2 separate regions of the Mus musculus genome follow, and region 2 is linked to region 1. Evidence: chromatin loops called from intact Hi-C (ENCODE). Cell type or tissue: heart. All regions are shown on one strand. Each heading gives the region's core, and the rest is flanking DNA. Links, peaks and the distances in the headings are about the cores only.

Region 1 (11,822 bases), core at 2,170-10,169:
GGCTAGTCTTCCTCTGGTTCAAGTGTGAGTGCATACAACCCATTGACCAGTGTGTGAAAACTAGGAGCAGCAGTTTCCTCCTCCAGATGACTGCAGCCTCAGACTGGTCCCCCCCTCCCCCCGGAAAGACCTCCGACCAGGCCAGCTGACCTCTCTTCCTGTGCTGTACATAAATAAAAAATAAAAATAAAAGTAAGGCTCTGCGTTCTTGGGCCTGGTTAGTATGCTCCATCAGATCGAACATGGCCCATCTGATCCCAGCTTTTCTGTATGTGTGTCTGTTCGTCCTTTATTTCCTCACCACCCCCTCAGGTTTCCAAGACCAAGCTAGGCTGGGCACAGTGCAGGGCATCAGAGCTTCCTTCAAGAGACCAGTCCACTTCGTCCCATGGCTTTGGAACTGTGGAGAGATAGAACATGAGGAGCGTGTATGGCAAGAGGCTGCACAGGAGGCTGGAGAGGTGGCTCAGTGGTTAGGAACACTGGCTGCTCTTCTGGAGAACCTGAGTTCTGTCCCCAACATTCATGTGGTGACCCACAACCCTCTGTAACTCCAGTTCCAGGGGCTCCACTACTCTCTGGCCTCTACTAGCATCAGGCAAAAACACATGTACACATAAAAATAAATAAATAAAATAAGGAAAAAACCTATTCACCTCATAGTAACCAGGAAACAGAGAAATAGGAGAGGGCCAGGGTCCCAGAATCCCTTCTGATGACACACCTCAGTAACCTAACTTCCTTACATTAAGCTCCACCCCCCCAAAGGTTTTTCCAAGTCCCAGTAGTGTCACAGGCTTGGGACCAAGCCTTCATCACATAGGCCTTTAGGGGAATGTTCAAGAGTCAATTGATGGTGCTATGCATGTAGAACTGACTAAAAAGGCAAGTTTTATATTCTGTGTATTTAGCATAGACATGCAAAAGTACAGAGAAGTCCCTGTACATCTTTCACCCAACCCCTCAAATAAATACAAATACAAATACAAATACAAAACTATAGCGTGCTATGCAAATCAGGAAAAGATGTTGCTGTAGTCCACAGCTCACTCTGACCTAGCCAGTCTTACACGTACACACTCCGTGTACACATCACATTCCTCTCTATGAATGCTCGGTTGTCTGAGACTTTATCACCTGTTTAGCAGTGGGTGACCACACTCAAGATCCACAGCTGTTGGGACCATCACAGCGCCAGCTGCCCATAGCCACACCCAGCCCCTCTCTACAATCCCTAATTGCTAAGAGGATTCTCATTCTTTATCTCCAGATGAATTTGAGCATTTTAAAAATATAACAGAACAAGGCCATAAAGTATGTGGCTTTTTGAGACTGGCTTTCCTTGTTCAACAGAATTGCCAAGTTGCTGAATATAATAAGTATATGTCAATATTTTGTCTTTTTTTATTGTTAAATTGTATTCGATGAGATGGATGCAAATTTTTAATTAGATTATTATGTCCAAAATTAGCTTCAAAATTTAATTTTCTGCCCACATTAATGCCACTGGTAAAGAAACTTGATTCCACATGGCCACTGCAGGAGTGACTGTCCCAGAGAGTCACCGGCGCGTCCTGACTCCCACCCACACAACCTTTGCCTGTGCCTCTGGTTGTTTCCCTGAAGAAAAGAGTGCCAAGGGGCAAGCAGTCCTCACTGTAGACTTTCACCTGTGAGGATCCCACGGACAGGCAGCGCAATAGGATGGGAACCTGTTTAGGCAACGGTTTCTACTATCCTGAAACCCCACGTCACCCCCAGTACTCAGTGTAGAGCAACTGCCTGGCATGCACAGTACAGGCCTGGGGATCAGTCCCCAGCATTTGTGTTTGGAACAAGACACTTTCTAATTCTCAGAACTGGGTTTATATATTTCCACCACACATTACAGTACGAGTCTCATTGTGCTGGGACTTAGCTGTGTCCCTTTCTGTGCCCAGCACCCAGTGAACTCTGTTGCAGGGGGTGGTGGTATTGAAGCAGGCAGGACAGAAGGGGGCAGGGCTTAGAAAGATGAGTAAATCCAGGCAGCAAGACTTCCTATCAATTAAAAGCCTGTTCCCTCCCTCATGGACAGCTGGAGCCTAGAGTCCTCCGGACAGGAGCAATGCAGCCTTTCCCTCCTGCTCCTCACTACCACCCTGCACAGCTCCCCCCGCAGACCCAGAGAACCCCATGTTCTGAGTAGTGTGGGGTTTCTGGTTTCTTACTGCAAAGCAGGTGGCAGGATAGGTGAAAAGGACAGGCTGGGTCAGGGCAGGGACAGAGGTGGAGAGAGGTAGCTCAGAGGACCCTCAGCCACCTAGAAATGCAACAGCAGAAGGAAGGCCCCATGGGCCATGGTGGTGCACGCCTGCCATCCCAGCATGAAAGGCGCTGAGACAACAGGATTGAAACTATGAAGTAAATAGCTAGATCCTGTCTATACAAGAGAGAGGAGGGAGGGAGGGAGGGAGGGCTACAGAGACAGAGATTGAACACTCCACATACCATAGTACACACCTGTAATCTCAGCTCTTGGGAAGCAGAAGTCGGAGGATCATGATAAGTTCCAGACCAGCCTAGGCTGTAGAGTAAAATTCTGTCTCAATAATAACAATAATAATAATAATTTAATTAAAATTACCCTCCCCCCAATCAGAGCAGGGGCTGGAGAGATGGCTCGTCAGTTAAGAAGTTGTGGTGATTGTCAGGAAGACCTGAGTTCCATTCCCAGCACTGGGGAGCTTACAACAACTTGTAACTCCAGCTCCAGGGGTCTGATAGCCTCTTCTGAACTCTGTGGGTACCTGCACTTACATGTGCACGTAGACAGACACATAAACACACAATTAAAAATAAACATTTTGGGGCTGGAGCGGTTAAGAGCACTGACTGCTCTTCCGAAGGTCCTGAGTTCAAATCCCAGCAACCACATGGTGGCTCTCTGCCATCTATAATGGGATCTGATGCCCTCTTCTGGTGTGTCTGAAGACTGTTACAGCGTACTTACATATAATAAATTAATTAATAAAATAAATAAACATTTTAAAATGGTAGAGCAGCAAGCATTGTGACACGTGCCTTTAATCCCAGAACTTGGGAGGCAGAGGTCGGCAGGTCTCTGAATTCAAGGCCAGCCAGGTCTACATAGTGAGTTCTAGAACAGGCAGGGGTGTATAGAGACCCTGTCTCAAACCAAACCAAACAAGAAAACTGCAGGGGTTCTTGGGACCTTTCCTTCCATCCTCCACCATACATTAGCTTCCCAGCTTGTGACTGGGCCATGGGCAGCTCGAGAAACTTGTGTTTCTAGTCAATAGATGGGGGCTCATAGGGTAGATGTATAGGTGGGTCCATAGGATATATACGGTGTTAGTACCAACGATGTCTCCATACCTATGTGGCACCTTCCAGGTGTCCTTCATGAAGCTTTGGTGGAGCAGCAGACAATATGGCAATGGAGCAAAAGACCTCTGGCACCAGTAAGGGCTGTCATTGTCCCATTGAGATTTTGAAGATTGCATCCTGGCCGAATTGTCAACCTAAAGTTTGGTGTATTTGGCAAGAAGTCCTTTCTACAGATCTAGCTTTTCTTCAACACATTTAATACCCCTTGGCCACTATCTTGTAGACAAAATATTCCATGCTTCTGTGTGTGTGTGTATGTGTGTGGGTATATGTATGTGGCACGGGTTGGGTGTGGGTGTGGATCCATGATGCAGGTATGTGTGGAGCCAGAGGCCAATGTTGGGTATTTTACTCTGATACTCTCCAACTTCTTTTGGGGGACAGGGTCTCTAACTAAACCCGAAGCTCACTGATTTGACAAGACTGTCACATGAGCTTCAGGGACCCTCCCGTTTTCACCTCCTCAGAGCTGGGTGGTTCCATGCCTGGCTGTTTATGTGGATGCTGGAGGATCTAACTCAGGTTCTCAGGCTTGCTAGGTGAGCACTGCCTGAGCCATGGTCCCAGGCCCCTGGGGCCTTTGTACTTCTTATTTTTTAAAAAAAATCACAGAGCTCTTAGTCTCCAAGGCAGGTTCCAGCAAACCCAGTGCTGGTCAGAAAACCAGAATCAGCAGGATGTTACCTGCAGAGTCAATTTTTATCCAGAACAGGGCTTTGCCTGTATTAACTCGTCTCCAGTGGAATGAAATACGAGCACTGCATACTTTGATGTGAAGAGGTTGGCTGTCCAGAAGGTTGAAGCCAGAAGCCCATGGAAAGTCTATTTCTAAATACTTATCAACTCTTTCCTGGTGGGTGACAGATCTGACAACCCACTTGGAATGTGTCACGACTGTCCCTGACTCGGCAGGACGTGACCCTCTTCTCATCTTTCAAAGTTTCAGGGGCACCATTTGGCAGTGGCTTCTCCAACCGCCCGCTACTCTCCAGCTAGGGAAGGGACCAGTGGGACTGAACAAACACTTGTGACGGGAGGGAGCCTGAGCTCCTAGGGACTGGCACAAGCCCAGGATGGCCACCAGTGTGAGTGCCAGGAAAAGCTAACTGAGATAAGGCCGGAGACTAGATAAGGACAGTCTGTACAGAACGTGAGCCCTGGCGCACCGCTGCCCTTCCTCCTGACACGCAGAGCAAAGAATCCTGTGCTTGGGTCTTGGTTTCAGAAAAGCTGCCTGCCTTCGTGCAACGTCACAGCTGTAGTTCGTCTCCAGGACAAGGTGGGCACTGAGAGGAAAAGGAAGTGGTGGACAGGGGGAGAGGGTACCAGAGTGACAGAAGCTGACATGTCACACCACACCAGGACTGAGTCCCCTCCTCCATTCCTCAGTGGCTGAGGAGGTTCCAACCTGCCTTGCCGTCCCCACCTCCCAATACCTTGCCTCTGTGAGTGGCTGCACTCTCCCCTGGAACAGAGAGTCCTCTGTGGTGAGCTAAATGGCCAATGGACTTTGTACAAGATCCAGGCTGCATATGTGGGATGGAGAGGGAGGTCAAGATAGGGAAGGGGGAATCATACTGTTCCAGGTTCCCTCTCCTGCGTTTGGACCCTGACCTCTGGGGACAAAAGGGGGGGGGGGAGGGGGCAAGTTTTGAAAATGGAATGACATCCAATCCTGTCTGTAGACTTGGGCCAGTCCTGACCTCGCCTAGACATTTCTCTTCCATGGCCATGCCTACAGCAAAAGCTACAATGTCCCTGTCAGGCAGATGCTATTCAAGGGCTGAAACACATACACACACACACACACACACACACAGAGTCCATTTGCCCAGTAGGGTTGAGCAGGAGAAAGAATTTTGCTTATTTAGTCCAGACGGTCCAGGGCAAACAAAACAACTGGGTACCCCAGCAGAAAATGAACCCCAGAGGATGAATGAGATGTGTCGATGACAGCAGGTGAGAAAGAGAACTGCCTTCCAGAAGCCTGGAGACCCGTGCTGCATTCAGCTCTCTTCTTGACCACACTGGGTGCCTGTGATGGTGTGTGTGTGTGTGTGTGTCCGCTATTTGCTTCAGTGACTCTCATTCTGTCAGGGTTCTGGGACCTGTCTTTCAGGCTCTGGGAGGTGAAGGTCAGCTAAGGACAGGCTGATTAGCTTGCCCTGTGGGGCCTTTCTCTTGGTGACACAGCCTCTGGCTCAGAACAAAGGCCCCTCATTAGGCGGAGATGCACATCTTTGACCACGAGAGTGCTGCCACCTGCTGTCCGCATGGTTGTGCTCCTTCCTGGAGTCCTGCACAGTCTGCCTTGCCCCTCCCCCCCATCCCATTACAATGGGACCCTTGAGAGGTACAAGGAAGAGCCCTGGAAGGCTGACAATCTGGGGCCAGAACACAGCTTGTCAAGGCCTTGGGGTCCCAGAATTCGGACCCAGACTGGCCCTCTTCTCGACTGTGAAGTCTCTGGGCCCGGATCCACCAGAGCCTGCTACACCACTGCCAATTATTACGTATAAAGGATTTTTACAGGTTGCGGTGTCAGCTTGAAATGGGTCTCAGCAGCAGTATTTACATGATGGAAACTGGCAAATGCCCCAAGTCAGAGCTTTCCCCAACTCCCAAACCACTCCAGCTCATTCGTCAAACACTGCAAGAAGCCCTGTCAACCTTCCAACAGGCTGAAGCCTGGGAGGCTGGGTGGTAGAAGGGCCTGCATGCACAAGGCCCTCAGCTGACCCCAGGACAAGATGGAAAATGGCACCCCTGTTGGCAGGGGTGATCTTAGACAACCGCCAAGTGTGGGACTCCTATCATAGGAAATGCAGAGATCCATCCTGATAGGAGAGCGGCAACATCCATCCTGATAAGAGGGAGCTCACAAGGAAGGAACTGCTCCAGGGTCCTTAAGAATCAACTCCTGTGGAGTTGAGGGCTGTGGAACAGGGGGAACTGGTGTGGGAAGCCGCCCCCACATTCGCCGTTACAAGATGGCGCTGACAGCTGTGTTCTAAGTGGTAAACAAATAATCTGCGCATGTGCCAAAGGTAGTTCTCCACCCCATGTGCTCTGCCTTCCCCGTGACTACAACTCGGCCATGGGCTGCAGCCAATCAGGGAGTGATACGTCCTAGGCGAAGGATAACTCTCCTTAAGAGGGAGGGGGTTTCGCTTTCGCTTTGGGGCTTTGGGGCTTGGGGCTTGCTTTCTTGCTCCTAAAGATGTAAACAATAGAGCTCTTGCTCTGCGCTCTGGCGCTCTGGCGCTCTGGCGCTCTGGCTCCTAAAGATGTAAGCAATGGGAGGCTTGCACTCTTGCTCCTGAAGATGTAAGCAATAAAGTTTTGCCGCAGAAGATTCTGGTTTGTTGTGTTCTTCCTGGCCGGTCGTGAGAACGCGTGTAAGAAACTGGAGTGACAATTCTCCCGCATACTAACTGCCACTGGGCAGATGGCCTCACCCTTCCAGCTCCCAGGTCCCCCACCTTGTGTGCTCGCAGCCAAGTGATGCATTGAAGGGCTAAGACATCATTACCAGGCCCGAAGCAAGCACTTAGAACCTGTTAGATGTTCTCACTCATTGACTGGAGCCTCAGAAGCTCTGTAAACAGAGCCTGCCAACTCCCTCCAAAAACCAGTGTCATGCCTGGTGTAGTGGCACATGCCTTTAATCCCAGCACTGCAGAGGCAGAAAGAACTCAGAGTTTGAGGTCAGACTGGTCTACATAGCAAGTTCCAGAACAGACAAGACTATGCTGCGAGACCCTGTCTCTAAACAATGACAAAAATAAAGATCAAGCCAGTTGCCACCTGTAAATGTTTGCCCTGGCCCCACACTTGGCTGTTCTTTCTGTAGCCATCATCCTCCATTCCCTCAGTCGGGACTTGGAACAAGGCATCCTTCAGGGCACAGGGATCACACGCTATGCCGCATCGTGAATTGAAAAACCATTAAGGAGCTAAACAGTACAAACCTCAGAGGCAACCCGAAAGATTTTCTGTATAGAGGCCATTAGTCACTTACAAGGTCCAGCTCACAAAAGGCAGTGCACACATCCAATTTCAACTTCAAGAACCAGTGTCCCTACTTTTGATTAGAGATGGGGAGCCTCACTGTGAAGTCCAAGCTGACCTTGAACTCACAGTGTTCCTACCTTGATTACAGGTGTGTACAATACCCAGCTTTGCCTTAGATTCTATTGCCCCCAGTTGGAAGAGCAATTACATCAGGTAGGACCAGATTGCCTAGGATCCAGGGAAACAGAGAGGAGTGTCCATCCAGGAGGATGAGCCAAGGGGACATAAAGGTCATGAGCTCTCCTACAAGAGAGGACGACTTTGTTGTGCACTGAAGAACTGGAGAACTGTCTATAGGCCACAGTGGCCTCGAGTCTGTAAATCTCCCGCCTCCAAGACTCTGCACTCACACCTCAGTGTTTGGATGAGTGACTGGAACTTTAGGGAGCTGAGACCTGTGGAAGATGATGTCTTGTGGACACAAACGTTTCTCTTCTGAGACAGTTTGGATGAGTGTCTGTCCCCATTTCTCTGTGCTTTGTTACAGAGACTTAAGACTGGATGAATTTGGTGCCAGAGAGAGAAGACTGAAGCATGAACAGCATCGACAGTTATTTCTCGCCCATGTCAATAAAGTCAGGAGCTCAACAGGGTGGACCAGACGTAGGAAAGCTTCCTTCACTGTGAACCAGCATTCTATGGCTCCCTCATTCCAGGCACGAAGTTTTACCTCATGGTTCAAGATAGCTATGGAGCTCCAGCCATCGGAGTCTGCCTTCTAGTCTATGGAAATACTCGTTTCTAGACATCAGGTCATGGCCATATGTAGCTATGTGTCTTCATGTAGGTATAAGAAATACAAGTAGGATGCATATGCCTGGCTAAGATTTAAGGGTTCTCTTAGAGAGTAAAGCAGACAGGAGGAGGTCAGTTCCTCTAAGCCAGCTCACAACTCCCTCAGGAACCTCTGCACAACAGTGTCCCACCCCAAAGCAGGATAAACCATTCACCAAGCCTAATGTGGGAAGGCTTCTAGGTCCCAACTGCAGCATCTTCCCTGCCTTGGGCTGACCACTCTGCTGCCCCTTCCTTCTAATTCTTGCCACCATCCATGATTGGCAAAATACTGTGGTAAACAACTTAATATTCAGAAGTTAACGTTCAGGTGTGAGCAGCTGACCTGTTGCTTTGCTCTGTGGTAAGGCTTGGTAGAGGAAAACTACTTACTTCAGAAGTGCCAGGAAGAAATGCACAGAGAACCAACCAGAGGAAGAGGGAGGGAGACAGAAGAAGGGTTGTGTGGGGAAGGTAGAGAACAAGAGAGGAAAATGAGAGGGGAGAGAGACTGGGGTAGAGGAGCCCAAGGGTTCATTGAGGGAAATGCTATACTTTACAAAGGCTCACCCCCAGAGACCCACTCCCTCCAAATGGGTCCCACCTCCCAACAGTCTATTTAGCTATGACTCATCAAGAGATTAATTAACTAATTGATAAGATTGTACCCGAAAGATCTGATTACTTCATGGTATTGCTACAAGCTAGGGATTAAGCCTCCAATCCATTATCCTGTTTTAAGGATTTATTGTGTGTGTGTGTGTGTGTGTGTGTGTGTTTATATGTGCGTGCCTACAAATACCCAGTAAGGCAAGAAAATGGCATGGGATACCCTGGAGCTGGGATTCAGGTGTCTGTGAGAGGCCTAATATTCGTGCTGAGAACTAAACTTAGGTCATCTGCGAGAGCAGTACTTGTTCTTAACAACTGAGACCACTGTCCTAATACACACACATGCCATTTTGAGTGGCCCTTTCATATCCAAATTAAATGGTCTCTCCACTGAACATGATGGCCCCTTAGCCTCATGGACTAGAGGCCTGGATTTTCTGTAGTGCTGTCCCCTGGATTTTTCCCACTTCACACATGATGTACATTACTCTCCCAGGACCCGGCTCCCATCACTATGCGGCTCTGGTGGAGACTGCCAGTTCATGCCCCCAAGTCCAAGGTCCTGGAATCCTGGAGACACTGACTCTGCCTCTGCCCAAGGTTCATAGCTCAGCTCAGCTCCACTTGAAGCTCGGCCAAAGGAACACTTGTTCTTACCAGTGGCTTTCACTGCATCTCTACTCTGTGCCTCTGCCCTGGGCTCGGCACATTCTCTTCCTTTGGCAAAAACTCCGAAGAAGTCTACCCACCTCACAAGGCTCAGCAGCAAAGCTTCCTCCTCCCGGAAGCTGCATTTTGTTTTTCTTGGGGCGGGATGGTAAGAACTTCTTTGTTCCCCACGAGGAGAAGGCAAGCTTCCCCAGAGCAGGCTGCACCGGCTTATCCGCAGCATCTGTAATAGCACTGTTAGCGCCAGCCTCCTCGGGGGCTCAGAGAACATCTGAAGAACAGAGTGCAGAGTGAAGCCAGGGCGCCATAGGAAAAAACCAGAAACAAATGTCAAACAGCCTTGAATTGTGCATGGCTCGTGGATGATCTGCTGGGTATGCTGGAACTCATAAAGTTGGCTAGGCTGTTTACAGCTTGTGGGAACAAGCATTTGAGCTCCTTTTGAATATACAAATGTAGGGTCTGCCAACAGGAGTCCCTCCTGGGCTTGTGTTTGGGGGAGATGGGAAGCTGAGAGGTATGGAGTTGGTACTGATAAAGATTGCTGTCTTCTCTCAGGACTTACTTTTTAAATCTTGTTTTCCTTTTTGAAAGAACCAGGTTGGGATTATAGCTCAGTTAATAACATACTCGACTTACATAAGTGTAGCCTTGGGTTCAATCTCCAGCAGCACGTACGCAAGGTGGCATGTGCCTGTAATCCTAGAACGTAGGAGATGGAGTCTGGAAGGTCAGAAATTTAATATCATGCTTGATTACTTACTGAGTGAGCCAAAGGCCAGCCTTGGGCTACACAAGATGCTGTCTTGAAACAGAGAGAAAAGAAGGAAGGAGGAAGGAAGGAAGGAAGGAAGGAAGGAAGGAAGGAAGGAAGGAAGGGAGGGAGGGAGGGAGGGAGGGAGGGAGGGAGGGAGGAAGGGAGGGAGGGAAGGAGAGAGGGAAGGGGAAGAAGGGAGGGGGTGGGAAAGCAGGAGATAGAAAGGAGAGGAGGAGGAAGAGGAAGAGGAGGAAGAAGAGGAAGAGGAGGAGGAGGAGGAGGAGGAGGAGGGGGAGGGGGAGGGGGAGGGGGAGGAGGAGGTCCCGATAGGTAGCCTGGCTCTGTCTCTCACATGCAAGGTTCACAGCTATGCAGTTATAGTTATGTCTCACCTTTACGTATTTCTCTCTAAGGCTTTGTGTTTGAGCAGCCAAGAAAATTAGAGCTCGGAATGGTGGAAATATTCCAATTCAGTGATGGAGACAAATCACTTTTCAGATGTGGACCCTCAGTCTCGGAGAAGGAAGATTGGACAAGGTCATATCCCAAGGTCACAGATAGAGGAGCATGGACTCACGAGTCCTGGTTACCAGCTGACCTCTTCTCCCCCTGCTACACAGCTATCCAGGAAGGCATCACCCCCACAGAGATCACATCTCGTCCTGGGAGCTAGATCATAACAGTCACACACAGACGTACATGCTGCAGAGCTCTGCTTTGTGTCTGTGGTAATAAATGGCATGTTTCCACACTAGAAGAAGGAAGACATGCAGTCAGACCACAGAGTTGAGCTTTTGCCCCGTCTGGTCACTCCTGCTTGCTCTCGGGAGGGAACCCAAGAGTGTTCCTGGTTACCCTTTGGGACCAAAGACTCTAACAGCTCCAGTCTCCCTCAGACTTGCAAGGGCTAGATTGGAAGGGAAGAGATAAGATCTTAGGGGTTCAAAGGCCCTTTGTGTGGAGGTCAGAGGCAGGATATTAGTTTATACCACTCATAGTAGGGTCCTACTCTCTTGAGTTGCAAGGTCAAGGCCTGGGGCGAAATGTCCATGGAAGGGAATAGGAAGCCAAGTCCGACTCTGTGTTCATTCCGGGCCACTTTCACCTCCCTCTGCTGAAGGTCATGACTACAGCTCGGTTCTCCAGTGACTCACTCCAGGAAAATGACATGTGACAAGAACCTGGCTGTCATGGGACCGCTTGCCAAGGGTGCCAGGACAGTGGTGGCATTGTTCAGGAGAGGCTCAGGAAATCAAACATCCGGAGACAGTATGCACCGTCAACTCTCCCACAGTCTGGGAGAGAACAGATTCCCCGTCCATTGACCAGTCTGTGTATTTACTTGTAAAGGGCACATGGATCCTTATCCCCTTAGGTCTCAAGTGTGACATTTCCAACGCACTAAGACAGGTAGGAGGGACCGTTACCTTTGGAGGTGTTTTGCCTGATGTCACTTGTGAGTCTATCCTCCCCACAGCCCTTGAGATAAGCATTTATCACCACATCTTATTTTGTAGCTGGGGAAATATAAATACCCAGAAGTGAA
Region 2 (11,822 bases), core at 1,855-9,854, 91 kb before region 1:
CAGAGGAATATTTCATACTGAAATGTTGGGATTTTTCCACATGAGGATTAAAATGTGGGTGGAGCGATGACTAAAACCCTCTTGATAATTGGTTAACCAAGAAGCTTAAAGGCAGCTAATTTTTAAGGTCATTGTGATCTTTCCCCCACCCCCCACCCCTTTTCTCAAGTGTCATCTAGGGTCTAGATGTGGGTGATATCTCCAAATGATTCTTCCTAGCTATCAAAACTGGGGTCTTGAACATTTGGTAAGAAAAATGAAAGTCCAGCTTGCTGAATCATTCCTGGATAAAATAGGATTTTGTTCCTTTTTTCTTATTCAGTGTTTTCTGCCAGTGACTCGGCTTATAGCCTCATAAGGCCTACCACCCACAACTGTTTAGCTCACCCAAGGTGCACATCATAATTGTTAGAAATGTAGGAGCCTTGGCTTGTTTGTTAAACGTTTATAAAAGGTGGGAGAAGGGAGCGTCTCTCTAGCCTTTCATTTCAGTCCTGGGTTTGGTTTACTATTAACTTAGATGCTGAGAAAAGAAATCCTATCTTATGGGTAGTGATTTAAAGACCAGGCAGGGAAAGAGGTGACACAAGGTACACATGTCAGCAGGAATCTTGGTTGTAGGGTAACATTATCAGCTGCCCTTTTGGAGCTAAACTCGAAAGTGTGACTAAATACCCACTGGCTGCTATAAAGCTAGTACTTTAGACTCAAAACCCTGTGAGGCAGAGTCTTCCCAATGGAAAGTGGCCCAGCCTGGACAGGAACAAGTAAGGGGCGCTGACACTGGGGCTGGTCCTGGAAGTCCAGGAAAACAGAAAATAGGCTGTGAGGTTGTTTCCACCTTGTAAGATTGAAACAGTTCCCTGCCTGGAAGGTTATCAGCACTCACACACCCCCACCCCCTATTATAAGGCTGGCCGCTGGCTGTTTGTTAATTTGTAGCGTTCTCTGCTGGCAAGTTTGTAACAATGGTGACTCACCTTGGGGTGGAAGAATAAGAAACCGGGAGGCTGCTCTTTTTAAACCCAAGATGATAGAAAACACCCCCCACCCCACCCCACCCCCCAAAAAAGCTTTATAAAGGTCTAGTAGGGTGTTTATCCAGTTGAGGACTAAAACTTAGAATCACATTTAAGAATAAAGAGCAGGCCCAGTGTTAGAGAAGAGACTTGGCACTCGCACTGATCCATCCCTGAACTCTTCAAAACCAACGCCTGAGGATTACTTAGCAACAAGTGCACGGAGAAGTGACTTCTCTTCTCCACAGACTGTTCTTTTAGGAGTACCTCAATAATGAGAGGGAACCATTAACTAAACAGCCCTGAAGGACTCTGTATGAAAAGCTAAGTTAAAGTATTGCTTCATTTGAAGACAAGCAGGTTTCTTGAAAAAGCACAGCCTGGGAGCTCTGGTTTCTGGTCTGGCCAGATGTACAGTCCTCGCCCTGAGAGCAAGTAGAGTCATCTGTGTGCTGTGTGGAGTGAGTGCCATACCAGTGTGCCGGGGCTTCCTAAGTCATCAGGGCTGGGGGACACAGATCTGCGTAAGCGCTGCTCTCCAGGCCCTTTCAAAGCTGTGTAACAGTTTTCCTTCCCCTGAGAAATATTAACGATAGGGAAATATTGAGAAGTCCTGTTAACTGCTCCTCAAAAGGAAGTATTCATTGGCATGACTGAGCACTGTATCACTGTCCAACAAGCAAATCCAATCAGCAGCATCTTAGACTTTCCGTCAACATTCACGTTTCAAGTGAAGACTTTCACCGTGATCAGTGGTCATTTTTAACTTCTTAAAAGTGTCATAGGGAAAACCGGCAGTTTCTCAGCTAAGAACACTGGTGCCTGGGGGGGGGGGGGGTGCGGAGGGGGGCTGCCAGCCAACAGACCTGAAGAAGAAATCCGAGTGTCAGATCAGATGGGCTCCCAGTAATCAGAGTGGCTGGGTTTGCATAACAAAGCACTGGGCAGACTTTCACCAGCCCTGTCTAATTCTAGATTACTCTGAGACTAGGGCTAGGGGGTACTAATGTGAAGTAAAGGGAATGTTATAATGCAACAGGCTTTAAACACTCCTTCCTTTATATGTGTATTTGGGGTGGGGACTAACAAGCAGAGTCGGGTCTGAACATTCTCACTTTGCCTTGAATTGAGAGTATGAGAGGAAGTGTGTTCTTTGGCTGGAGTCAGAGAGAGTGTTCTCTGCATATGACTCACCTCATTAGCCGTGCTGAAATCTGGTGTCGGGAATCCATAAGACATTCTTAACATGTATTTGTTGGGTGTATGGGATAGCAGATTCTGTGAATTAGAAAAGAGGAAACCACACACACACACACACACACACACACACACTTTCACCCTGATTTGGTTTCATTTGGGTCCTGAGCCAAAGGGATTTTTTTTTTTTAATCCAATAGACCTCATTCTTTAGTTGCTTTGTGATTTTACAGTGAAATGCATCTGGGCACTGTCTCTTAGCAGGTTTTACTCAAACCCCACTTAGTAACAGCAATCTCATAGTCTCTGCTGGTGATTTGAAAGGCTGATTGATGGTGGCCAGGCTTTATCTTTGGAGCCTTCGTTATTTGGGGAACTAGTCTAGTAATCACTGTAATGGTTTGTCATCCTTGGGCCCTGGTGTTTATCTTTCCAGTCTGTTGTCCTGGTGTTATTCAGAGCCTTGGGGCAGTTGGGGTGCACAACCTGTCTGTTTGCATGCTCTCTGTCTCACTTCCATGGCACCAAGCTGTGTTTCTGTAGGCTTTCAGCACCTTTGCCCTCTTCAACTCAGCAGTCCGTTTGCTTCCTAGGCTCCAAACCACCTATCAAAGAGTGATCAGGACTTCCTGGAAACTGGCAGCCCCTCTGTAGTGCTGTTCCAGTTTTTAAGCTTTTCTCTCTCAAACCAGAATAATGAGGGAAAAAGGGGGGTTATAGGGGAGGGCAGGTGGAGGATGTTAAGGCATGAGCAGACGTTTTGATTCATTCAGGTCTCTTGGAGAGATCAAATGTCCCATGGCGCTGGTGCTTTTTAGTAAGTAGAAGAAAAAAAAATACATTTTAAGAGGAAGAAAATTTAAAATATAGGAATTCTTCACATTACTCTTACCATTTTTATTTTTTTCAAATGGTCACGGTACATTCCATGGCCACAAGGGTGGACTAGCAGGGTTGTTTAAGAATTCACCAGGGAGGCAGGTTAGATGATGTTCCCATGGGATGAGGGAACCCAGTGGCTGATCACGGCCCTGTGACTGATGGATGCAGCCCAAGTTTAGGGACTGAACTGGGTTCACAAAGGACCCAGTGCTCTGGCTTCGTAGGAGTACATTTCCAGCATGCATGTCTTCAGGAGTGAGAGGAGGGACCTGTGGCACCGTACGTGGTTGGGGTGCCCCTTGGTTACCTCCTCTGCAGAGAATTGCTATTCCAAAAGTATCACTGTGGGCTGGAGAACAGCTAAAGGCCTCTCACTGTTTACCCATTGTCTTCCATTTGCCAATTCCCACCTAGCACAGGCTTGGTACATCCCTTAGGTCCCCAGCTAGAAAGATGAACCTACAGGAAGCCATTTAGGCCGAGCATCAGTTGGAAATGTAGCAAAGTAGGCCAGAGTGATACTTTCTTTAACATGTTTCTGAAAGTTACCTCTATAGGAATCAAGGAATGGCAGTAATGTGTGTAGTGACTGGGTTATCACAGTGACCTTTGTATAGTGCTGTGTGTGACCTTTTCAGACAGAGCTGAGTTTGAGGTTTTGATATGAGAACCAGGAAAATTGGGGAATACTCCCCCACTCTTTACTAACAGTTGGCCAAAACTAGGCAGAGCCTTCTGTAGCTGAATCAGGCTGTGTCTGACTTCCCTGCCAAATTGGAGTTTGCCAAATTGAGTTTGAAGGTGCCGTCTCCACAGCCCTCTTGGCCAGCTGTGAATCAGCAACATTTGGAGCAGTTACTTTGCCATATTGGTAGCCTCTCTTGCTAGTCAAAAGCTTTTGTTCTCAGTTCTGGAAACAATGTGGGGGTTGTTTTGTTTTGTTAGGTGTTCTGTTTTCAGATTGTACTAACCAAACTATCAGACTGTGTTAGGTAAGTTAATAGTTGTGACAAAGCTGGTGTCTAAGGCTGACTGTTCAAGGTCATGTAGCTGGCAAGTGGCGGTGCTAGGGTAATGACATGGGCCAGAATTGAAAGCACCATCCACTGACCTCGCTAATGGGAGTGGGCATCTTAGACTTCCAAGTACCCTTTGGGCAAATCAGAGGGGATTTCAGAAGTCTGTAAGGGCCTCCTGAGTTCTCTGGCTGTAGAACCAGAGGTGTTGCTGGTGAGTGGAAGCCTTAGAAGGCACCCCTAGATGCTAGTGCACAAAGCAGAGGCGGTGCTGGTGGCTGTGTAGGCATCAAGTTGCAGTCTACTGGGGAGGAAGGTCCTTATTTAAATCTCACTGCAGAGTGTGTGTGTGTGTGTGTGTGTGTGTGTGTGTGTGTGTGTGACTGTGAAAGGGTGTGTGACTATGTATGAGTGTATTTGTGTAAAAGTGTGAGAGACTGTGTGTGTGGATGTGACAGTGTGTTTGTGAGTGTGTGTATGAGAGTGTATATGTGTGAGAAAGGTGTGAGAGTATGTGAGTTGTGTGTGTGAACTATGTGGGTGTATGATCCTCATGTTATTGTAATTATTGGTAAATTTGCAGCTGTCTTCTACCTTCCCCAAGCACATTTCCTCCTGTAAGTGATGAATTAACTGAAGAAGAGGAAGGAAGATTTTCCACTCTAAAAGGTCACGGGGATTTCTTGTTCCTTTATTGTGAGGGCCAACATAAAGTCTTGTTACATATCTATTTTGTCCTTTGTTCTCCCCGTCCAGGGTTTTCTCCTTCCATCTTCCTCATGTCCAAAGGCACAGTAGCTTTAGGAATCTCTGGGAAGGTGGAAACTGGAGGACACATAGGTTGAAATAGTGACACACCCAGCCTTGAAGTGTCACATGGAGTAAATAATGCCTTGCTATAACTTCCTAGTTCTTAAATTAGAATGGAAAAGATTAATAACCTAACTTACTCCCCTGCAACCAACTGCCCTTTTGAGGATGGCACAGCCTGTTCAATGCCCCTTCCAGATAAGCTAGAGACACTCAAAGGGCGTCAATGGAGTTAGTCGTTCTTGCTCTGTGGTGCTGAGTGAAGAAGCAATCTCGTTTTTCTAATTGAGAAAGGAGAAGTTCCATGCCTGGTGCCCAAACGAGCCGGAAGGTCAGCGGAGCCCGGGAGGGAGGGGAGGGAACACCGCACCACTCCCTGCTGTGACCTTTGTTTTTAAAAGAAATAAGGAAAATGTTGTCTTACCCCACACCACAAACGCATACTTTTTCAGCTTTGAAATTACAGTTCTTAGTGCCCATAGGAACCTAAGGATCTCTTGACCCACACCAGGAAGAATTAACATTAAATTATTGTTTTACTTGTGGGCAAGAACTGATCGGATAAGCTGCCTAGTTCTTTTAGACAAAAATTACCTACTGGAAAAATTAAGATTTTGAAGAAGTGATCTTACATGTTAATACTTTCCATGTCCCTTTTACAGCTGTCCCCATTTAAAAGTGCCTTAAATAGCATGAATTTATAAAGGAGTTTGGCTATTAGGAAATGTAGATTCCTCAACTTTACTCTCAATAGCTGTGAAGATACAGGCAACACACTGCCTTTGTGATGGCTGATAAACGTTGGAAGGTATCCAGAATGGGCTGGCTGTGCCAATATCTCTCTTCTCCCTCTTGCCGTGGAAAATGTGAGAAGTCTAAGAATAACCGAAGCACGCAGACAGTGAGGCTGGGGGATTCTAACACTGCTCCTCATGGAAGCGTATTTCCGTGAAATGAGACTTGCTTAAAAATGTATTGGGTGTATTTTAAAAGTCTGTTTAAGTTGGGCATGGTGGTGCACGCCTTTAATCTCAGCACTCGGGAGGCAGGGGCCAGACTGGTCTACAAAAGGGAGTCCAGGACAATCTGGGCCTGTTACACAGAGAAATCCTGTCTTGAAAAAAAAAATCAGTTTAATCTGGTCACATACATAAAGGAGCCAAGTCGGCAGCTATGGAATGGCTTTACCGTCAGATAAGCAGAGAAACACGCTCCATCCTAACTCCAGCACACAGCTCCACTCCGAGAGGCCCTTGGAGCTGTGCTGACTCCATAGCAGAGAGAGAATGTTAGGAATGCTGACTGTCCTCCACTCTGCCCAACTCCACTCTGCAGATAAGGTGAAGATTCAAGTGCCCTGCTCTCAAGGAAGAAGTCATTTGTCAAGTCACATGGTGTTGAATAGCGTCACAGATACTACTCACTTCTCCAACACCCACTAATCTGAGCAGGCTTTCTCTTTGGAGCCTTCCAAAGTCAAGTGAATGCGTATTTTATTTGCTACGTACTAACTATAAGGGCCTGAAATACACGCTTTGGGGTTTTACCAAGCATTCATTGTAAGGCAAGGGAGGTGGCCTGCAGGGGTGAGCCCTCTCCACTGCCTGACTTTGGAGTACCAAGTTCTGGTTTCATACAGATCTGCCGAGCACTCTAACAGGGTGAGGGAGTGGAACAGTCTAAATTTAAACTATAGAATCAACTCCTTCCAGTCTGGAGAGGCGTAGGTGGATCCTGTGAATTACACGGTAACGCACGCGCTCTCCCTGCATCCTGCTTGTGTCAAAACATTTCCAGGGCCTTTCATTTGGGGAGATCTTATTTTAGGTTACAGAATGGGGTGGAGACTCCCTTTCTTTCATTTTCTTCTTTTTTGTCTTTGTAGCATTATTTAAAAATTTTTGTGGACCTTTAGATGTTTTGTTTCTCTCTGAAAAAAAAAATGAAATGTGGTCAATATCTTTATGTGAACATTAATGGTGTTTAAACTGTGTATAATGGCTTTGCATCGAAAAGAATTTAATCATCAAATCAGAGTGACTGGCACTTAGATGTATCATTAAATCCTCAGGAATGCTGACTGTCCTTGTCGTGTTGTGGAAAGGGAAATTGGTCCTTAGGGAGTTGGTAACTTCCCTCAAACTTCTTTAACTGGTGGCTAGTAGGGCCCAGGACTTCAGTGTCTGTCTGATTGACAGTGCAAACTTAGGCACCGGACTGGCCTCAAGATCACTAATGGAAACATTGTTTCATTCCTTCAGTAGGCAAGGCAGAAGACTGCAAAGTAGGGATTTTAACATTATAGCCACTGTTCATTCCAAATGGGAGTTGCCCTAGCAAGGCTGTTTGAAGCCTGTTACAACTTCCCCATTGTTCTGTATAACCCAGGGTGGACACAAGATGTCTTTAGTGGCTGTAATCCACCGTCCATGGCCTTGTTTAGGTGCCTCCCTGTATAAGCCCCTAGGCTAGGTTGTGTTGTGCTGAATATTAACCCAGTGACTGTTCCAAACCACTGTGTCCCTGTAGCTTCCATCCCTACACACACACACACACCCTGCACAACCTTGTGTTCCCTCCCAGGCGCTGCACAGAGCTCACCCTCTCTCCCTTCCCCCTCCTCCTGTCTGTAGGTTGGACGAGACAAGTATGAGCCTGCCGCTGTATCGGAGCATGGTGACAAAAAGGGCAAAAAGGCCAAGAAGGAAAGGGATATGGATGAGCTCAAGAAGGAAGTGTCTATGGTGAGTGCTGGGAGGAAAACTGGCTCTGTGGGTTTCCCTAAAAATCCATTGCACCTGAGCCCTGTGGGTGTATGCTTCTGCACCGGCCTAGGGCAGAGAACTGACGGGTTGGTGCTGAAGAGTCTCCATTCTAGAAGCTACTAAAGGGTTGAGCAAGGTCTCTGTCTCCCCTCCATAAGCAGTGGAAGCATTCTTGATACCGCAGTCTACGCTTGTCTCTGAAGGATGCTGCTACTGCAGCCTCTTTAAGCTAAGGAGGCTTCCGTGACTTAACCCATCTCTAGCCAACCTGGACAGATGAGGGCCCCGTCTAGACAAGTGGTTCCCCACCTGTGGGTTGCCATCCATCTTGGGGTCGAACGGTTCTTTCACGGGGGTTACATATCAGGTATTTATTTACAGTATGATTCATAATAGCAAAATTACAGTTGTGAAGTAGTAGTGAAAAAAACATCACTGCTGGGGAACGCCACAACATGAGGAACTGAATTAAAGGGTCACAGCATTAGGAAGGTTGAGAGCCACAGTCCTAGACACCCAAGAGGCATTGGGTTTCTCTGACTCAATTCAGCAAATGTCACCCAGCGTTGGAGAGGAAGCTGTCTCAGGAGACAGTCGTGAGGGTGATGCTTAGCCTAGGCAGTTGAGGGAAGGAAGTTTCAATAGGGATGAGGAGTGAGGGTGCTTTTTTTCCTTTTGATTTTAGGATGTATAATTCTTTTTCTCCCCCCTTAGGACGACCATAAACTCAGCCTGGATGAACTCCATCGTAAATACGGAACAGATTTGAGCCGAGTAGGTACCCGTTTGATGCCTGCCATAGCAAATCATAGTTTTCCCTGTGGTATTGTGTTCCACCTTAGGTCAGACCTTACTAGGAGGATTGGACTGACAGCTGCCATTGGCTGTGTGACATGCACAGAACTTGGACTTCTCTGTTGCCGTTTCTTCCCTGAAACCTTGTTGGAGTGGACATTAGTTTCTCTGTGTTGCAGAGCACCCGGTTTTGTAGGTGGTTCCAAAGCCAGGCTCCTTCACTCAAAGTGTCTATATTTGTAAAACTTGAGAGACATACAGCAGCTGCTAGCTGGGTTTTTAGCAGTTAGTGTCCTTGTACTTTTCTCAGCCTGGCTCATGGTGGTGTGTCAGAACTTCTGTCACCCTGAGGTACGACTTATGTACAAATCTCAAAACACACCTTCCCTCCAAAATGTGTTTTGTATCTTTAAGTTCTCTCCCACTGCTATGAGAACTCGTCTGCGAGTGCTGTCACAGTCACAATCAGTACAGTGACTGAGATGGATGACACTATTTTAGTGACAGTCTGAGTCTTTGGAACAACTGCCCCTGTGCTCAGAGAGCGCCTAGGCTCTGCTCAGACTCTCTGCTCCCACTGGGCCAGGCTGCCTTCTCTAAGCATTTCACCTATTTATTGTTTTTATTAGTTTCTTATGTCTGTGGGCCCTTTACTTTGTAAACTGGGTTTAGTAGCCTGTAAGAGATGGTCATTAAATTAAGCAGGCTCCAACCCAGTGCTTAGGGGTGTAGACGGGGCTCAGACGTTAGGTGGTTGTTTTATTGAGCTAGCAGCAGGCACGTGACGCAGATGTGGATGCTAAATAATTCACTGGTCTTCTCTCATGCTGTTTCTTCTTTCCTCGCACTTACTAGGTAGCACCAAAGTTAAAAATAACAGACAGCACGTCCATAGAGGCACACTTTAGACAGAAATGTGTTCTGTCTCTTTCTAAGCTGATATTTTAGTAGTACAAGAGTAATCCTGTTTTCTCCTCTTAATGTGAGTCTTGTCTGCCACTGAGATGGGTTTTAAGGCCCATTAGACCATGCAGACGGCTATGCAGTGGCCTTTCCAGTGAGCACTGTTAAGCTGACAGGTTTCCCAGGAGTTAGCTGAAGTATGCGTGTGGGTGAGCCCTTCACTGCCTGGCCAGTGTTTTCATTACCATTGTGAGAATGAAGTTCTGTACTTACAACTTGGCTGTTAACTCAGGGAGGCTTGGATTCCTGCAGAAAAATTTTCCTGCTCTCCTGTTTTTAGGCTTCCCCCTCCCCCTTATAGAATCAATGTACAGAAAACTCTCAAAGCTCCTGACATGCAAAACCGAACCAGTTTGTTAAAACCGAGATCTTTTCGGTATAAAAAGCAACCTGATTCAGATTTTCCACAGTTCCTTTTAAAAGAAGTTTTAAATGAGGTCTTAGGGCATTACGGGCTCCTAGGGGAATGAGGTTTGTTTGTCTTTTGAGATTCCCTGCTTATTTTGGGGGAGTTAACCAGGCTTCACCTGGCTCTGCGGCCAAGAGCCTGTTTCTTCCATGGATTTCTTGTTGGAAGAGCGTGATGGCTTTTGAATGCTGGTGTGCTCTGTCTGATGCACGCCTCTCTACTCCTCAGGGATTAACACCTGCAAGGGCCGCTGAGATCCTGGCCCGGGATGGCCCCAACGCCCTCACACCCCCTCCCACTACTCCCGAATGGGTGAAATTCTGCCGGCAGCTCTTTGGAGGCTTTTCCATGTTACTGTGGATCGGGGCCATTCTTTGTTTCCTGGCTTATGGCATCCGAAGTGCTACAGAAGAGGAACCGCCAAACGATGATGTGAGTTGTGTAGTTACGGTAGCGCTGTTGCCTCCCAGACCGTCTTGGTCATCCCTGCTCACATTTGTCCCTTCTTCTCCCACTCTGGGTCATTCTGCTGGCCTGAGGGTGCCTGCAGCTCTGCTGAGCTCTGCCTGGCTCTGCCTCCCACTGCTTGATGGCACAGCTCAGCTCTGCACTTAGGTGTGCTGGACTTGCCTAGAAAAGTTTGTCCTTTAGAAGTTCTTGGAAAGATATCATTGTTTTCATGAAGCAGGAGAAATCGACTCACCTAGGAGATTTGAAAAGGCTCATTAAGTCAATGGCCAGGAATCTGTAACTTTCTCTGTGTCTGAGCCTCCTGCCCACAGGCTCTAGAGGGATAAATGTGAAGACACAAGCTCCCTATTCCTGAAGCTGTGGCCCCTCCAGATGTGTTTTCTATTCTGTCTGAGCTACCTGACTATTCCCTCTGGGGCCTAACTTGTCTGTTTTTACTTCTAGCTGTACCTCGGGGTGGTGCTCTCTGCTGTAGTCATCATAACTGGCTGTTTCTCCTATTATCAAGAAGCAAAAAGCTCCAAGATCATGGAATCCTTCAAGAACATGGTCCCTCAGGTACCCACTGCTTCATCCTTCCCTTTTGAGAGATTGACAGTTCTCACAATATAAGTTAGTGTGACATTAAGATAGTCCAAGTATCAAGTGACATTGTCCCCGAGAGCAAGGGCAGCGTCTTGTGAGAACAGCCCTAGGGTAACTGTTGAGCTGCAGTGTTTTTATATAAACATGAGTGATATCTTTGCTGTGGACCCAGGTAATTTGGGATACACGCATTTTTGTAACTTGGTTTTTTAATTTTTGAGCTTTACCCTTGCTTTGTTGGGCTCCCTCTAACGGTGTCAACCATCTTCCCTTCTGAAGCAAGCCCTTGTGATTCGAAATGGAGAGAAAATGAGCATCAATGCGGAGGATGTCGTCGTCGGGGATCTGGTGGAGGTGAAAGGGGGAGACCGGATCCCTGCTGATCTTAGAATCATATCTGCAAACGGCTGCAAGGTAGCTGAACCAGGAGACCTCTCTTGGCTAGCTCGGCTCGGCAGACCTGGGTCCGTGGTGAGACTGGGGAATCACCTGATGCTATTTTCCCTCACATACAGGTGGATAACTCCTCACTCACTGGTGAATCAGAACCCCAGACTCGGTCCCCGGATTTCACAAACGAGAACCCCTTGGAGACAAGGAACATTGCCTTCTTCTCAACCAACTGTGTGGAAGGTGGGGCTATTTAAGGCACTCCTTGGCATGTCTGAGTATTAGTGTGGGTATTAACAGAAAGAGGGAGAGGGGGCAGGGCACAGTTCCTCATTTCATTGGCTCTGTTCTGACAGCTTTCCTTAGCAGAGAGCAGAGAGGGAGGCTTCCCCTGCTGCCAGGAAAGCCCAGGAAGTTTTTCTTTGATCCACACAGTGGTCTGTGCTGATAGCAACAGGCCAGTGTGACTTCTCTCCTGGCGGTGTATACCAGTGCTGTCACCAGACTCTGCTTTAAAACA

Evidence for each region. A loop is a pair of places that touch in the nucleus more often than their neighbours do. Peaks named below come from ENCODE experiments on the same cell type or tissue, not always from the same donor. Only the 100,000 strongest peaks of a DNase experiment are listed, where the experiment ranks them.
Region 2: a loop joins it to region 1, with 3 times the contacts of the local background. A loop is called at or near these places in 16 of 42 quality-filtered maps.

Annotation. Positions count from the first base shown.
Region 1 is chr3:101,500,184-101,512,005 of GRCm38, reverse strand. Gm40109 (a long non-coding RNA gene) reads left to right here and starts at 4,160. Exons shown (of 2, transcript XR_867517.1): 1 at 4,160-4,669; 2 at 9,347-10,079. It overlaps Gm33162 (a long non-coding RNA gene), which reads left to right. Exons shown (of 5, transcript XR_867519.3): 5 at 1-451. In heart, for the core only: a CTCF peak has its summit at 5,646 (motif pointing left); DNase peaks (open chromatin) are centred at 4,435, 4,775 and 5,575; H3K4me3 peaks cover 884 bases; H3K27ac peaks cover 4,677 bases.
Region 2 is chr3:101,590,844-101,602,665 of GRCm38, reverse strand. It overlaps Atp1a1 (ATPase, Na+/K+ transporting, alpha 1 polypeptide), which reads left to right. Exons shown (of 23, transcript NM_144900.2): 2 at 7,558-7,668; 3 at 8,404-8,463; 4 at 10,085-10,288; 5 at 10,772-10,885; 6 at 11,192-11,326; 7 at 11,428-11,545. Among named protein-coding and RNA genes, the nearest start is that of Atp1a1, 8.0 kb to the left of the region's middle. In heart, for the core only: no CTCF peak of the experiment used is centred there; DNase peaks (open chromatin) are centred at 3,275, 4,255, 5,215 and 5,745; H3K4me3 peaks cover 5,522 bases; H3K27ac peaks cover 7,037 bases.